Regions from separate parts of the Homo sapiens genome. Here region 2 is linked to region 1. A link is an interaction called in ENCODE POLR2A ChIA-PET data of the cell type or tissue named here. Cell type or tissue: OCI-LY7. All regions are shown on one strand. Each heading gives the region's core, and the rest is flanking DNA. Links, peaks and the distances in the headings are about the cores only. Region 1 overlaps LRBA (LPS responsive beige-like anchor protein). Region 2 has its middle 18 kb from the start of LRBA.

Region 1 (2,921 bases), core at 258-2,757:
AATAAAATGATACTATTTCTAATATATGCTACATCCATGGTAGAAAAATATTCAAATTCTGTGTTTATTCTGGGGTAAGTAACTTCTATGATTTTCTACCACATTGTTAGTATTTCATTAAAATATATTAATGATTTTTAAATTTTGGAAAATTCTTCCCCGTGGGTATCTCATCTATATAATTGAAAAGGATTGTCTAATAGTAGTTACTCTTCCCTATAGACTTCAGCCTCAGTGATATAGCTGAAAGTGTGGGGGGAAATGCCAGATTTCTCCCTCTTCCTGACACAGGAACCTGTAATAGTTAGGCTTCTAGCTTGAGTTACTCCTCATGCTTTTCTTACCACAGTGCCTGCCACATGTTCTTCTTATCATTGCAGTATGAGCCTACCCTACTCCTTTTTTAGCCAAATGATACCCTAAAGCGTGCATCGTTACCCTTCTTATCACTATGCTCTCAAAAAGCAAAATAATCTAAAAACTTACAAATACTCTTCTCAGAACTCTCATCTTCTTTGAAACATTTCAGAAACACCCCTATATATTCTTTCCCAATTATTACTTGAGATGGTATTGTGCAGATGGCTGATCTAATTCATTTTAGAGCAGTTTTTCAATTATTTCTCTTTATTGATTATTAAACATTTCTTCATGTGAGATTCAGTCATGTCCATAACTAAATTGCAAAGACCCATGCCAGGCCCTTTGGAGTTCAGAATCTTCTATGGTGCATGAATTTGGCACAGTGGCTGCTCATGATATCAATAGTAATTACACCTTGTAAGTATTTGACACTTTATTCAAAATACTTCTGGTTTGGGTGGTGTTTTTTTTTGAGACAGAATCTCGCTCTGTCGCCCAGGCTGGAGTACAGTGGCACAATCTCAGCTCACTGCAACCTCTGCCTTCCAGGTTCAAGCAATTCTCCTACCTTAGCCTCCCAAGTAGCTGGGACTACAGGCACTCACCACCACACCTGGCTAATTTTTTGTATTTTTAGTAGAGACCGGGTTTCACCATGTTGGTCAGGCTGGTCTCAAACTCCTTAAACTCCTGACCTCAAATGATCTGCCCTCCTCAGCCTCCCAAAGTACTGGGATTACAGGTGTGAGCCACCGTGCCCAGCCAGGTGTATATTTTGTCATCTATTTCTTAATTTCATAATTTCTTTCTTTAAGGTTTTGAAATACCTTGTTGCACTGACTTCAGGAAAAAGAAATAAACAAAACCTCATTTATGGTAACTTAGTGCTTGTCCAAAGTTACTATAGGTTTGAAGTTAAAAAAAAGAAGGGGAAGGAGAAGGGAAAGGAGAAGGGGAAGAAGAAGAAGAAAGAGAGAGAGATACTTTTTATAATAAAAAAAGTTAAAAGATGGCTAGAAATCCCAGTATTTAATTTTTCATTTTTAATCTTTGTGTAAATTATCATGGTAGTGTGCTGCCAGTTACAGCTGGTAGTCATCGTTTCTGCGAGGGGCTAATGATAATGGCTAGAGAAGAGAAGTGAGGCTAATGGGCTCGCAATATGAAATTCACAAGAAGAAATTGAATTCACAGAGGAATGCTTGCTCACCAAGTTCACCTTGCCACCACCATTGCTTTCAGTAGTGCTCTGATTACAGGCAACTTCTGCCCAGTGGTGCTGTGCAGGAGCTGCCTGTAACCCCTCCCCTGCCTGTGTTTCTGGCACTGGGCCATGGCACCTGCAGTGGCAGTCTATCTGAAAAGCAGCGGCTCTGCTGTGGATTTTGTTCTGCCTCTGGATGCTTTCATGCAACTCTGCACAGGGTTACCCGATAAATGACTGCTTACTGTGGTATTTATGTCTGTTTGATTTGCCGGTAACTGGTGTATCTCAAACGAAAATTTCTTAGCAAAGACTTCTGTATATACTAGCAAATTTCCTTGATTATGTTAACCACTGTGACCTTCCCACCCACCTCCAAAAAAAAAGAAAAAGGAAGAAGAGGATTGCCACATGCTTATCCAGAACGGCTTAGTTTTTTGTGGTCCGGTTGATTCCTTTCTATATTTTTAATGATAATGCTATATTTTAGAATTTATATTTATATATATAGAGAGAGATAGATAATTCTATATTTTAGAATTATCATTAGAACATAGAGAAACTTTAGGATAAATATCAAAGTATTGCAATGCTAGGAAACAATGAATAGTTGTGTGAGTATTATATAAATAAACAAAAATAGGCCATTTTTTCTCTCCACTAACAGTTATTCTAAATAAATGTTAAGCTACTTTCTAAAGAAAAAGTAGATATTCTGATTCTTATTTTTAAGCAAAGGCAAATTTAGTTTGTATTATTTTTATTGTATTAAATGCCGTGACTATAGTACCTGGTTTTTATTTTGAGAAATTTATATCTCAAAATTTTCTGTGGCACTTAGAATTTCTATAGCTTAAATCAATTTTTGAGTTTTTGTTTCTTTTCTTCCCCGCTTCTTTCTTTCTTAATCAGTTATTCATTCACTTTATCGTTTCACTTTTTTTGTTCATATACTTATGCCATACTAAAAATAAAATGTTTGTAGCAATATGCTTAGGCATTGTTCTTAAAATAAGTTCTTTTTTTTTTTTGGTCTACTGCTGTACCACCCTGAAAGTGCCTGATCTCGTCTAAAATAAGTTCTTTTTTTGTATTTTATTTCCAAATAATTCCAAACTTATAAAAACTTGCAAAGAAAAAAATAGCACACAGAATTTTTTTTTTTTTTTTTTTAGTAGAGATGGCATTTCACCGTGTTAGTCAGGATGATCTCGATCTCCTGACCTTATGATTTGCCCGTCTCGGCCTCTGAAAGTGCTGGGATTACAGGCGTGAGCCGCCGTGCCCACAGAATTCTTATACACTTTTCTCAGGTTCACTATTGTTAACCTTTTTCCCTCCCTCTTTTTTATGT
Region 2 (2,921 bases), core at 161-2,660, 630 kb before region 1:
TTTTAAGATAGAGTCTCGCTCTGCTGCCTAGGCTGGAGTGCAGTGGCACGATTTTAGCTCACTGCAAACTCCGCCTCCCGGGTTCAAGCGATTCTCCTGCCTCAGCCTCTCGAGTAGCTGGGACTACAGGCATGCGCCACGACGCTGGCTAATTTTTGTATTTTTAGTAGAGATGGGGTTTCACCATGTTGGCCAGGCTGGTCTCGAACTCCTGACCTCAAGTGATCCACCTGCCTTGGCCTTTCAAAGTGCTGGGATTATAGGTGTAAGCCACCGCGCCCAGTCTAGAAAAACTTTTATAATTTTTTTCAAGAAATGTAAAATACAGCCGGGCATGGTGGCTCATGCCTATAATCCCAGCACTTTGGGAGGCTTAGGCAGGCAGATTACTTGAGTTCAAGAGTTCAAGACCAGCCTGGCCAACATGGCAAAACCCCGTCTCCACTAAACATACAAAAAATTAGTCGGGCATGGTAGCAGTCACCTGTAATCACAGCTACTTGGGAGGCTGAGGCTGAGGCAGGAGAATCGCTTGAACCCGAGAGGCGGAGGTTGCAGTGAGCAGAGATCGTGCCATTGCACTCCAGCCTGGGTGACGAGAGTGAAACTCCGTCTCAAAAAAAAAAAAAAAAAGAGTAAAATACGGTCATGCCTTAATTATTCTAATAATGGCTTACATTTATTAAGCAATAATTGCTTTTGGAGTATCATGGTAAGTGCTTTACCTGTAATCCTCACCATGGGTATTCTTAGTATAGACTTTTTTTCCTTTTTTGAGGGGGGCGGGGACAGGGTCTTGCTCTGTCATCCAGGCTGGAGTGCAGTGGTGCCATCTCAACTCACTACAGCCTCAGCCTCCTGGGCTCAAGTGATCTTCCCACCTCACCCTCCCAAGCAGCTGGGACTACAGGTGTGCATCACCATGAGTGGCTAATTTTTGTATTTATTTTAAAGACGGGGTCTCCCTATGTTGCCCTAGCTGGTCTTGAACTCTTGAACTCAAGTGATCTGCCCACCTCAACCTCTCAAAGTGCTGGAATTATAAGTGTGAGCCACCATGCCTGGCACTCTTAGTATAGTTGTTTTATAGGTGAGGAAACTGAAACTTCAATAATTTGTTCAATAATTTCTCATAAATACACAGCCAGTAGGTCATGGTAGTAGCACCAGATGTGTTAGGTGCTAAAGGCTATGCTGGTAACTAGTACATAATTTTATGATGTTTATAATAGCAAAACATCAGGAAAAAACTTGAATTTAAATAACAGAAGATTGCTTAAATTGATTTATTATGGTTTAGTCATATATTAATATACAGTTATTATATTATATACAATTAATATTTAAACACAAGTGGCCACGCAGTGTCTCATGCCTATAATCTTAGCACTTTAGGAGTCCAAGGCAGGTGGGTCACTTGAGGTCAAGGGTTCGAGACCAGCCTGGCCAACATGGCGAAACCTCGTCTCTACTAAAAATTCAAAAATTAGCTGGGTGTGGTGATGGGTGCTTGTAGTCCCAGCTACTCAGGAGGCTGAGGCAGGAGAATCACTTGAACCTGGGAGGCAAAGGTTGCAGTGAGCCAAGATTGCACCACTGCACTCCAGCCTGAGCGACAGAGCAAGACTCCATCTCAAAAAACAAAACAAAACAAAACAAAGAACCAAAAAAACCCCAAAATTCCACAAGTGACATGGAAAATGTTAATGATATATTTTTACGTGAAAAAAAAGCAGGGCACAGTATGTTTGGCATAATCTCAATTCTGTAATCCACATCCATTTAGTGGGAAGACAAACATACAGCAAATGAGTGTTGCAATTATGGGTGGTTTTTTTTTTTTTTTTTTTTGAGACAGAGTCTCACTCTGTCGCCCAGGCTGGAGTGCAGTGGCGCCATCTCAGCTCACTGCAACCTCCGCTTCCCAGGTTTAAGCGATTCTCCTGCCTCAGCCTCCTGAGTAGCTGAGACTACGGGTGCGCACCACTGTGCCCAGCTAATTTTTTTTTCTTTTGTTTAGAGATGGGTTTTTACCATGTTGGCCAGGCTGGTCTCAAACTCCTGACCTCGTGATCTGCCTACCTTTGCCCCCGAACATGCTGGGATTACAGGCGTGAACCACCGCGCCCGGGCCCCTTGGGTGTGTTTTTTTCTTTCATTTTTGAGCTTTTCTACATTTCCCAAACTTCCTTCAATTAACACGCATTACTTTTGCAATTATGTAAGATCTCTCAATGTTATTTAAAGCAGAGGTAAGAAATATAGTTAAGGGAAATAAATGTACCGTCATCAATTTCCTGACATATAACGAACATTTTGTGGGGAAAGGTGGAGGGGAAAACAGCATGTGAATGTCGCTGTAGCACAAATACATGCTCTTTCCCAGGTGCAGTCACCAGTACAGATATGTCTCATAACTTTCCATTAGCAATTATCATACTAACCAGGGGCATGAGTAAGCACAATCACATCCTGATCATTTTCCTCCTTCTTGAGTCACTTTCCTCCCCTGGCTTCCCTAACTCCACATTCCTATTTTCTGTTTACCACATTGGCCTCTCCTTTCTCAATCTCCTAGTTCCTTCTCCTCTAAGCACCCCTATTTACCTTTCAAAGAGCCCCAGGCTTGGTCTTGAGTCTCCTCTACCATCTAACACAGAGAAAAAGAAAATTAAAATACCTCCCAGAGCCTGGCCAATGGCAAGCAAGTGAAGCTACTCATTGATTTCACTGCTAGTCCTCTTCTAGCTCAACTCCCGTCAGGAACACCTCAGTCACGGGTGTATTCTCCCCACTTGCTCAAGTCAAAAACCTAGAAGCCATCTTTTGTTTCTCCCTTTTTTTTTTTTTTTTGGAGACCGAGTCTCGCTCTGTCGCCCAGGCTGGAGTGCAGTGGAATGATCTCGGCTCACTGCAAGCTC

Evidence for each region. ChIA-PET counts read pairs that join two places held together with the same protein. Peaks named below come from ENCODE experiments on the same cell type or tissue, not always from the same donor. Only the 100,000 strongest peaks of a DNase experiment are listed, where the experiment ranks them.
Region 2: POLR2A ChIA-PET joins it to region 1 with 5 read pairs; 2 of 35 experiments call an interaction of 5 or more read pairs at or near these places.

What each region holds. Positions count from the first base shown.
Region 1 is chr4:150,401,946-150,404,866 of GRCh38, reverse strand. All of the region lies in intron 47 of LRBA (LPS responsive beige-like anchor protein), which reads left to right. Among named protein-coding and RNA genes, the nearest start is that of LRBA-AS1, 180 kb to the left of the region's middle. In OCI-LY7, for the core only: no CTCF peak of the experiment used is centred there; a DNase peak (open chromatin) is centred at 1,696.
Region 2 is chr4:151,031,704-151,034,624 of GRCh38, reverse strand. No RefSeq gene overlaps it. Among named protein-coding and RNA genes, the nearest start is that of LRBA, 18 kb to the right of the region's middle. RefSeq lists an enhancer at 2,418-2,697. In OCI-LY7, for the core only: no CTCF peak of the experiment used is centred there; no DNase peak of the experiment used is centred there.